Regions from separate parts of the Homo sapiens genome. Here region 1 is linked to region 2. A link is an interaction called in ENCODE POLR2A ChIA-PET data of the cell type or tissue named here. Cell type or tissue: GM12878. All regions are shown on one strand. Each heading gives the region's core, and the rest is flanking DNA. Links, peaks and the distances in the headings are about the cores only.

Evidence for each region. Peaks named below come from ENCODE experiments on the same cell type or tissue, not always from the same donor. Only the 100,000 strongest peaks of a DNase experiment are listed, where the experiment ranks them.
Region 1: POLR2A ChIA-PET joins it to region 2 with 5 read pairs; 3 of 35 experiments call an interaction of 5 or more read pairs at or near these places.

What each region holds. Positions count from the first base shown.
Region 1 is chr1:155,956,225-155,960,555 of GRCh38, forward strand. It overlaps ARHGEF2 (Rho/Rac guanine nucleotide exchange factor 2), which reads right to left. Exons shown (of 22, transcript NM_001162383.2): 12 at 2,096-2,172; 13 at 1,489-1,658. Among named protein-coding and RNA genes, the nearest start is that of MIR6738, 7.1 kb to the left of the region's middle. RefSeq lists a silencer at 2,684-2,823. In GM12878, for the core only: no CTCF peak of the experiment used is centred there; a DNase peak (open chromatin) is centred at 2,779; H3K4me3 peaks cover 570 bases; H3K27ac peaks cover 2,031 bases.
Region 2 is chr1:155,764,700-155,769,068 of GRCh38, forward strand. GON4L (gon-4 like) reads right to left here. Exons shown (of 32, transcript NM_001282860.2): 20 at 2,726-2,842; 21 at 301-2,010. Among named protein-coding and RNA genes, the nearest start is that of DAP3, 78 kb to the left of the region's middle. In GM12878, for the core only: no CTCF peak of the experiment used is centred there; no DNase peak of the experiment used is centred there.

The DNA of each region.
Region 1 (4,331 bases), core at 332-4,331, 190 kb after region 2:
CGTAACTGGGATTACAAGCTTATGCCACCACGCCCGGCTAATTTTTGTATTTTTAGTAGAGACGAGGTTTCACCATATTGGCCGGGCTGGTCTTGAACTCCTGACCTCAAGTGATCTACCCGCCTCAGCCTCTCAAAGTGCCGGGATTACAGGCGTGAGCCACTGTGCCTGGCCTGCAATTTCATACTTTTATATGCATTTCTAAAAACCTTTTCAAAATTCCATGGTGCAGAAGTTAAAAAAAAAAAAAGGTTTACAAATTATAAAGTTGAGAACTGATTCCCTGAAAGCTAAAGAAAAATTATAAAAATCTTGGCTGGGCATGGTGGCTAATGCCTGTAATCTCAGCTCTTTTGGAGGCTGAGGTGGGCGGATAAATCTGAGATCAGGAGTTCGAGACCAGCTTGGTCAACATGGCAAAACCCCGTCTCCACTAAAAATACAAAAATTTGGCTGGGTGCAGTGGCTCATGCCTGTAATCCCAGGACTTTGGGAGGCTGAGGCGGGTCGATTACGAGGTCAAGATATCAAGACCATCCTGGCCAACATGGTAAAACCCCGTCTCTACTAAAAATACAAAAATTAGCTGGGCATGGTGGCGTGAGCCTGTAGTCCCAGCTACTCAGGAGGCTGAGGCAGCCCGGCAACAGAGACTCTGTCTCCAAAAAAAAAAAAAAAAAAAAAAAATTTGCCTGGGGTCGTGGTGGGCACCTGTAGTCCCAGCTATTTGGGAGGCTGAGGCAGGAGAATCGCTTGAATCCAGGAGGTGGAGGTTGCAGTGAGCTGAGAGCGAGACTCTGTCTCAAAAAAAATTAAAAAAAAAAAAGAAAGAAAACCTGTAAAAATCTGAATTAGAATTACACTTACACTTCATTCTTTAGGCATAATCTTCCAGAATCCATTTTAAACATCTTACCTGTGCTTTATTTGATGTTTTTTCCCATCACAATTAGACACATAGTTGACTGCCTCAAATCTAATGTGTGTCCAATAGAAGCTAAAGATTTGCTGCTTTGACACACTGATTTCCTTCTTGCTTCTATTGTGTTGAGTCTGTTTATGAGACTTGTTCCTCTCTAGTATCGATGCTTTCATTATCCTCTTTTTCATTCATTTTTAGAAAAATAAATGTAAAATACAATACAATCCAAATAACAGCCCTCTGCCTACAGATGAACATGTGAATGCAGCTGAAATTGTACTGTTGGCTGGCAGGTATGCCACCATGTGACAGCTCAAAGTATTCCCTTGCTTGTCAGCTCATGCTGAATTTGAAAGGGAGTTGAGGTTGGCAATGTATAAAATGTGGCTTTACAGGACATAAGAACATAGGTGACCTTTCCAGTCTTGGGCCATTTTGTCTCTCCCTCAACCTCTTCCCCCACCTCTGAATGCTGGATTCTGTTCCCAGGGAGTTCTATGGTTGGGATCTAATGCTGCAGGTACCCTGAGGTCATAAGCACATGCAGGCGGCAGGCAGACACTCACGTGCGCACGCTCTGCTGAATGACCCGGATCCAGGTGCTCCGGTCATCCCGGGATGCTGTGTGCACCTCGTACATCTCAGGTGGGGCTGCGCTGATCAGAAACATCCCTTTCTCCTGGTTGGCAATGTCTCGTACGATTAGATTCTGCAGCGATACCACTGAAGGCTTGTCCTGCCAGTCAGGGGAAAGGAAGGATTAAGCCTGGGAATCCTGTCCCTTGGCATATTTAGGCCTTCAATCCTTCTGGACGAGGACTGAAAGGACTGAAGAGTCATCTTACAATACCAGTTAAGAGCCAGGCACTGGTGCCAGCCAGAAGGGACTTAGAAATGTGTGCAACCCTTGACAAATTATTTAACTGACTTGAAGCTTTACTTTCATCATCTATAAAATGAGGACGAAAATAATCTTTTCCCACAGGTGTAAAAGTGCCTGTGCACAGTAACAGTACCTGTGAGCTGCTCTTATTTTTTATTATTACGGTAATAGTAACAATTATAGCTGTTTGACTCTGGGGGACTCCAGAGCTCTCGTGGGCTTGGGCAGGAAAGCAAGAAGAGACTAAAACACTTGTCTGTGCTGAGAAAGGTGAAGAATGAATGTCTCACCAGGGTAGGAAAGATGTACTTCTGGTCCTTTTCCTGGAGAAACACCAGTACATCTGTCATCAGCAGCACTAGCACATCTGGAAGGGGATGAAGGTGGGAGAACAGTCAGCACTAGACGGTCTGAGCAGCTGCTTCCCTCTTTCCCAAGGACCAGGCTTATCCCATCAGGTTAGAGCTCCCAGTTTCCCTCTTCCTGGCCTCTCTTCCCTCTGGCTGCTTGCACTTTTTCAGACCTCTCACACCTCACCCATTCTATTTTTTTTTTTTTTTTTTGATACAGAGTTTTCATCTTGTTGTTCAGGCTGGAGTGCAATGGTGCAATCTTGGCTCACTGCAACCTCCGCCTCCCGGGTTCAAGCGATTCTCCTACCTCAGCCTCCCAAGGAGCTGGGACTACTACAGGCGTGTGCCACCATGCCCGGCTAATTTTGTATTTTTAGTAGAGACGGGGTTTCACCATGTTGGTCAGGCTGGTCTCAAACTCCTGACCTCAGGTTTATCCACCAGTTTCGGCCTCCCAAAGTGCTGGGATTACAGATATGAGCCACCGCGCCTGGTCACACATTCTTACAGCTTAAAAACAGTGTGGGTGGGGGGTGGGGGGCGGGCAGGGTGCAGAAAGATTCATGTGCTATCAGACAAAACAGCGTTGTGGGCTAGCAGGAACCACAGGGATCACTCAGTGTCTACAGAAAACCCTTTCTACCTGACTGATTCAGGTTTCTTAACCTAGGGCCTACAGACCCCCTGGGATGTCAGGCTTCAGTGGCTCTGTAAACCTTCTGAAGGTGTGTAAATAGTTTTACATATTAACATAACTCGTGTATTTTTTTGGGTGACAGGGTCCAAGATTTTTGTGAGATTCATAAGGTTCCCCAGAGCAAGAGGGACCATACTTTTATTTTTTATTTATTTTTAATTTAATTTGATTCTATTATTATTTTTTTGAGACGGAGTCTCACTCTGTCGCCTAGGCTGGAGTGCAGTGGTGCCATCTTGGCTCACTGCAACTTCTGTCTCCCAGGAAAAAGCGATTCTCCTGCCTCAGCCTCCTGAGCAGCTGGGATTAAGGAGCACGCCACAACACCTGGCTAATTTTTTGCATTTTTGTAGAGACGGGGTTTCACCACGTTGGCCAGGCTGGTCTCTAACTCCTGACCTCAAGTAATCTGCCTGCCTTGGCCTGCCGAAGTGCTGGGATTACAGGCATCAGCCACTGCGCCTGGCCTATTTTTTATTTTTTGGGACCAAGTATCGCTCTGTCGCCCTGGCTGGAGGGCAGTGGTGTGATCTCTGCTCACTGTGACCTCTGCCTCCTGAGTTCAAGCGATTCTCATGCCTCAGCCTCCCAAGTAGCTGTGGCTACAGGTGAATGCTGCCATGCCTGGCTAATTTTTGTATTTTTAGTAGAGATGGGGTTTCACCATCTTGGCCAGGCTGGTCTCGAATTCCGGACCTCAGGCGATCTGCCTGCCTGATTCAGCCTCCCAAAGTGCTGAGATTATAGGGATGAGCCACCGTGCCCAGCCTGGACCACATTTTTTAGCCTTTAAATTCCATTTCTAATATCTAACTAAGGAAGACCTTTACGGCTATCTGACCTAAATTCTCCCTGTCCTGGCATATTCCCACTTCTAATTTTGAGCTTGGTAGGGAGGGAGAAAGTTTCCTTCCTCTCGCAGAGGACTGAAAGACCATCCCTCACCCACCCATCTCCTTCAACCCCAGCAGGCCCCTGCTTCAATTTCTTTCTCTGCTTCACACTCCAAGCTCTCAGATCCTATGGGGTCAGCACTCCAAGACTGAGGGAGGAAACAAAGATCAATTCCATAAAACTTGGATGTCACAATCAAGAAAACAGAGGGCGAGGCATAGTGGCTCACATTTACAATCCCAGCACTTTGGGAGGCTGAGGCAGGAGAATCACTTGAGGCCAGGAGTCTGAGCAAGACTAGCCTAGGCAACATAGCAAGATCTTATCTCTACAAAAAATTTAAAAATGTGCTGGGTGTGGTGGTGCAGGTCTGTAGTCCCAGTTACTCAGGAGTCTAAGGCAGAAGGATCACTTGAGCCCAGGAGTTTGAGTTACAGTGAGCTATGACTGCACCACTGCACCCCAGCCTGAGCAGCAAAGCGAGACCCTGTTTCTAAAAAAAAAAAAAAAGAGAGAGAAAACATACACTCCTCCTTTGCCCTTGGGGATTTTACTAAACTGTGGGCACACAGAAGGGGAGGG
Region 2 (4,369 bases), core at 1-4,000:
AAGTGCTGGGACTACAGGAGTGAGCCACCAAGCCCAGCCTATTACTATTTTTTAAGGCATTTAAAGTATGGTCAGGTGATTCAATTTAATGTGTAAACGAGTTTAATATAATAAGTAAAATTTCATCCTTTCCATCTCATTTCACCTCAACTCCACAATCATGTCCCATAATGCATTCACAAATCAAATACAAATGATTTTAGGACTATCCATAGTGCAGCAAGCAAGCAGGTGGCATATCAATAAGTGATACATATTACTGAGTCCACGAAATACTTGAGAATATTCTCCAGCTCTCACCTGGAGTTCTGGGACAGAAAGCACAGATTCCTCAGAAGCTGATGACATTTCATCTTCCTCATCTTGGGTGAGGTCATCAAAGTCCTCTTCTTCCTCTTCTTCTGGCCCATTCTTCTCTCCTCCAGTTTCTGGCCCAACTGGAGTCCCCACTGACTGACCATCAACACTGGATGAATCTTCTGGCTTCCCTGGGGGGCTACTAAGCCTCACTTCAGGATCCATTGAGGACAAAGCATTCTTTGATGATCCTTTGTTCACATCTGTCCCTGAGGTTCCTTCATCAGGGGGCTCTTGAGAAGATGAAGGGGTTTTAGTTGGCTGACTCCTCTCCTCTTCCTTCTGTAAGACTGTCTGTTTCGTTACTTCTCCAGCACTGCTCAACTCCTCGCTTGGGGCACCAGTGTCCAATTCCACAGCATGTTCCACTTTGATGTCATCACAAATATCACGCTCAGGGGATCCACTGATTTCCTCTCTAGCTTCTTCAGGTTCCATCTTGACAATTTCCTCTAAATCCCCAGGGGTAGGGTTGTTTAGAGACTCCTGGATGCCCTGAGGGAGCGGCTCCAGAGCTTGCCTCCCCTCCTCTGTTTTCACAACGGTCCAGCGACAGGCACTATTCTCTGACAATCCTTCTTGGCACTCTGCATCTGCTAGTGGAGGCCCTGGGCTATGTTCCACTTTCGGGAAAACAGTAGCAGAGAGAGGAGATAGTTCCTGGGGCTCTAATTTGGGTTCTAGGCCCTGAAAGGCATTTTCCCCATCAGCCACAGCACAAGCAATGTCCACATTCACGTGGGCCTTATCTTCAGGGGTGGATGGTATAGGAAGATTCACAGAATTGCCAGAAACAATTAAGGGTGAGACAGAGGAGGCCACAAGGGACTGGTTCAATGGACAGGGGAAGGAAGTAGGGTTAACCAAGAGGGTAGTGATGGGAATAGTCTGGGGACTCTGGGCCACAGCCGCATTGACAGGCTGGATCATGTTACAGCCACCGCCAAGGCTCACAATCTTCACAGTGGTAGCAGGAACAGTGAAGATAACAGATGCAGGGTGGTGGATAACAGGGGCAGGTTTCATACAGGGAGAGGCCTTGACTCCTCTTCTCTTTGAGGGTCTCCGTCTCACATATGGCTTTCGAAACTTAGAAGGGGCAAGGGAGGGCAGCATTACCTTGGGCACAGGGGCAGAAGAGAGCAAAGTCTGGGACTCAGACAGAGGGAAGCTTGTCCTGGCCTCAGGGGGCACAGCAGGCAGTGCTGCAGGAGACTCAAAACTCTCACCTCCACTGACCCCCAGTGGAGGGACACCTGGAACTGTCTGTAAAACAGTGGCTGGCTGTATTGGGTGAGGAATCCGGAGCACCATTTTGCTCGGAGGGGCTTCTGAATGAGTTGATCGGGCTGGTGTTTTCCCAGGGTTGAAGCTGGGCTGGAGAGAGGGGCTGGGTTGGATAAGGAGGGGCTTCAGGACTGATGAACGCTTCTGTCTCCAAGCCTTCCTGGGGAAACGGGTGGCAACTGGCTTCAGTTTCAGGACTACACCCTTAGGCAATAGCAGTGGGTACCGAGATTCACTCCCCAACTCCAAATTGTCTTTTTCTAGGCTTCGATCTGAGTTGATCTCAGTGGTTCCAGTCATATTTCCTACCTCTCTAGCACCATCAGCCATGTGCCGCAGTTCTTCCTGGATGGATGGCAGACTGGCCTATTGGAAACAAGAACACTCTGATCCAGCATATGTCAGAATTTGGGAAAAAGAGGCTTGGCACAGTGGCTCACGCCTGTAATCCCAGCACTTTGGGAGGCTGAAGTGGGCAGATCACTTGAGGTCAGGAGTTCAGGATGAGCCTGACCAACACGGTGAAACCCCGTCTCTACTAAAAATACAAAAATTAGTTGGGTGTGGTGGCATGTGCCTGTAATCCCAGCTACTCAGGAGGCGGAGGCAGGAGAATCACTTGAACCTGGGAGGCAGAGGTTGCGAGAAGCCGAGATCGCACCTTAGCCTGGGTGGACAGAGCAAGACTCTGTCTCAAAAACAAAACAAAACAACAACAAAAAAAGAATTTGGGAAAAACAATAGGGCTTTCTAGGTTTTAGAGACCTTAGACAGTCTCAAGGCATCTTTCCAAGAAGGGTCTCTCTGCATATCAAATCTACAAAGACCACATTCTAATTATACACTTTAGAAACTTCTGTGAATTTCCTTTAGCAAATTATTATTTTACCTATTATTTTGAAAATGCTGTAGAATCACCCAGAGAAGGGCAGAAAAGTAAGGGAAGAAAGGTGAATCAGGAAGATTTCTAAAGTCCTAGTTCTACAACTAAAGCATTAGACGATTAAGGAAGCCCTTGATATTCTCTCAGAACTTTCAGTGACCTTCTGCCTCCTACAGACTTCGAGGAAGAGGGCTGTACCTTTAACCAGAATGGGAGCCGGTGTTCTTCTCTCTCTATAGGTGGCTTCCACTGATGTGGCTGGATCTCTTCACAGCATTTTCCTAGGACTGGCAGCTGTTTGGTCTTCTTATAAAACTTAACATGAAAAAAATGCGCATGAATTACATTCCTTCTGGAAACACTGTCCCCTGTCAGGCTGGTGAATGGGGTGGTGGTGGATCAAGAGAAACACACACACACACACACACACACACACAAGACCACATACACAAACATCCATGAACGCACATATATAAATAGCATATGCTGAATACTTGTACATTTCAAATTAAACTAATCTCTATTTAAATATTTCACAATTATTCAATATTTTCTAACTGATGATCTCCATTCTGGTTGCCAGGAAGGGGAGAGTTTAGGTCACAGAGAGAAAAGGAAGCAGATGCTCAGAGCAATCTTATGTAAGATTTGTTCTTGATCAACAGCTGCAAAGACAACATCGTAATCTATACCTTGGACACATGAAAGCTTCCTTTTAAGCAAATGGTGGTGTGAAAGGCATTAGAAGAGAAGGGGGGAAAAAAAGAGCCTGAGAAAGTTCAATTTTAAGAGTAAATGAAGGTTGGGCGTGGTGGTTCATGCCTATAATCCCAGCACTTTCGGAGGTGGGCAGATTACCTAAGGTCAGGAGTTCAAGACCAGACTGGCCAACATGGCAAAACCCCTATTCCTACAAAAATACAAAAATTAGCCAGGCATGGTGGCACGCACCTGTAATCCCAGCTACTCAGCGGGCTGAGGCAGGAGAATTGCTTGAACCTGGGAGGTGGAGGTTGAGGTGAGCTGAGATCAGAGACAGTGCCACTGCACTCCAGCCTGGGTGACACAGTGAGACTCCGTCTCAAAAAAAAAAAAAAAGAATAGGCCAGGCGCAGTGGCTCACCTTGTAATCCCAGCACTTTGGGAGGTTGAGGTGGGCAGATCACGAGGTCAGGAGATTGAGACCATCCTGGCTAACATGGTGAAACCCCGTCTCTACTAAAAAATACAAAAAATTAGCCAGGCGTGGTGGCTGGTGCCTGTAGTCCCAGCTACTCAGGAGGCTCAGGCAGGAGAATGGCATGAACCTGGGAGGCGGAGCTTGCAGTGAGCCGAGATCACACCACTGCACTCCAGCCTGGATGACACAGCAAGACTCCATCTCAAAAAAAAAAAAAAAAATTGAGACAGGTCTCACTTTTTTGCCCAGGCTGGTCTTGAACTCCTGGGCTCAAGTAATTCTCCCACCTTGGCCTCCCAAAGTGCTGGGATTATAGGCGTGAGCCACGGCCCCATTTAACTCTTGAATATTCATGTAACACCTGTTTCTCCCAACCTCTGATAGCATGTAAGATTTTTCCTTTGGCTCCAATGTTTTGAAAATTCATGATAATATGGCTTAGAATTTGTCTAGTTTCATCCGTGGTGCTAAGGCACTTGATAAACCGTATTCTGCTGCAGAAAAATCTTTTTCCTTCACGTTTGAGTTGTGTGTCATTTTCTGTGCACATCTTTGTACTTTTTGTTTGTTTCTCTGCTTCTTGATCTTTGAGACAGAGACTCCTCTGTCGCCCAGGCTGGAGTGCAGGGGAGTGATCCACGCTTACTGAACCTCTGTCTCCC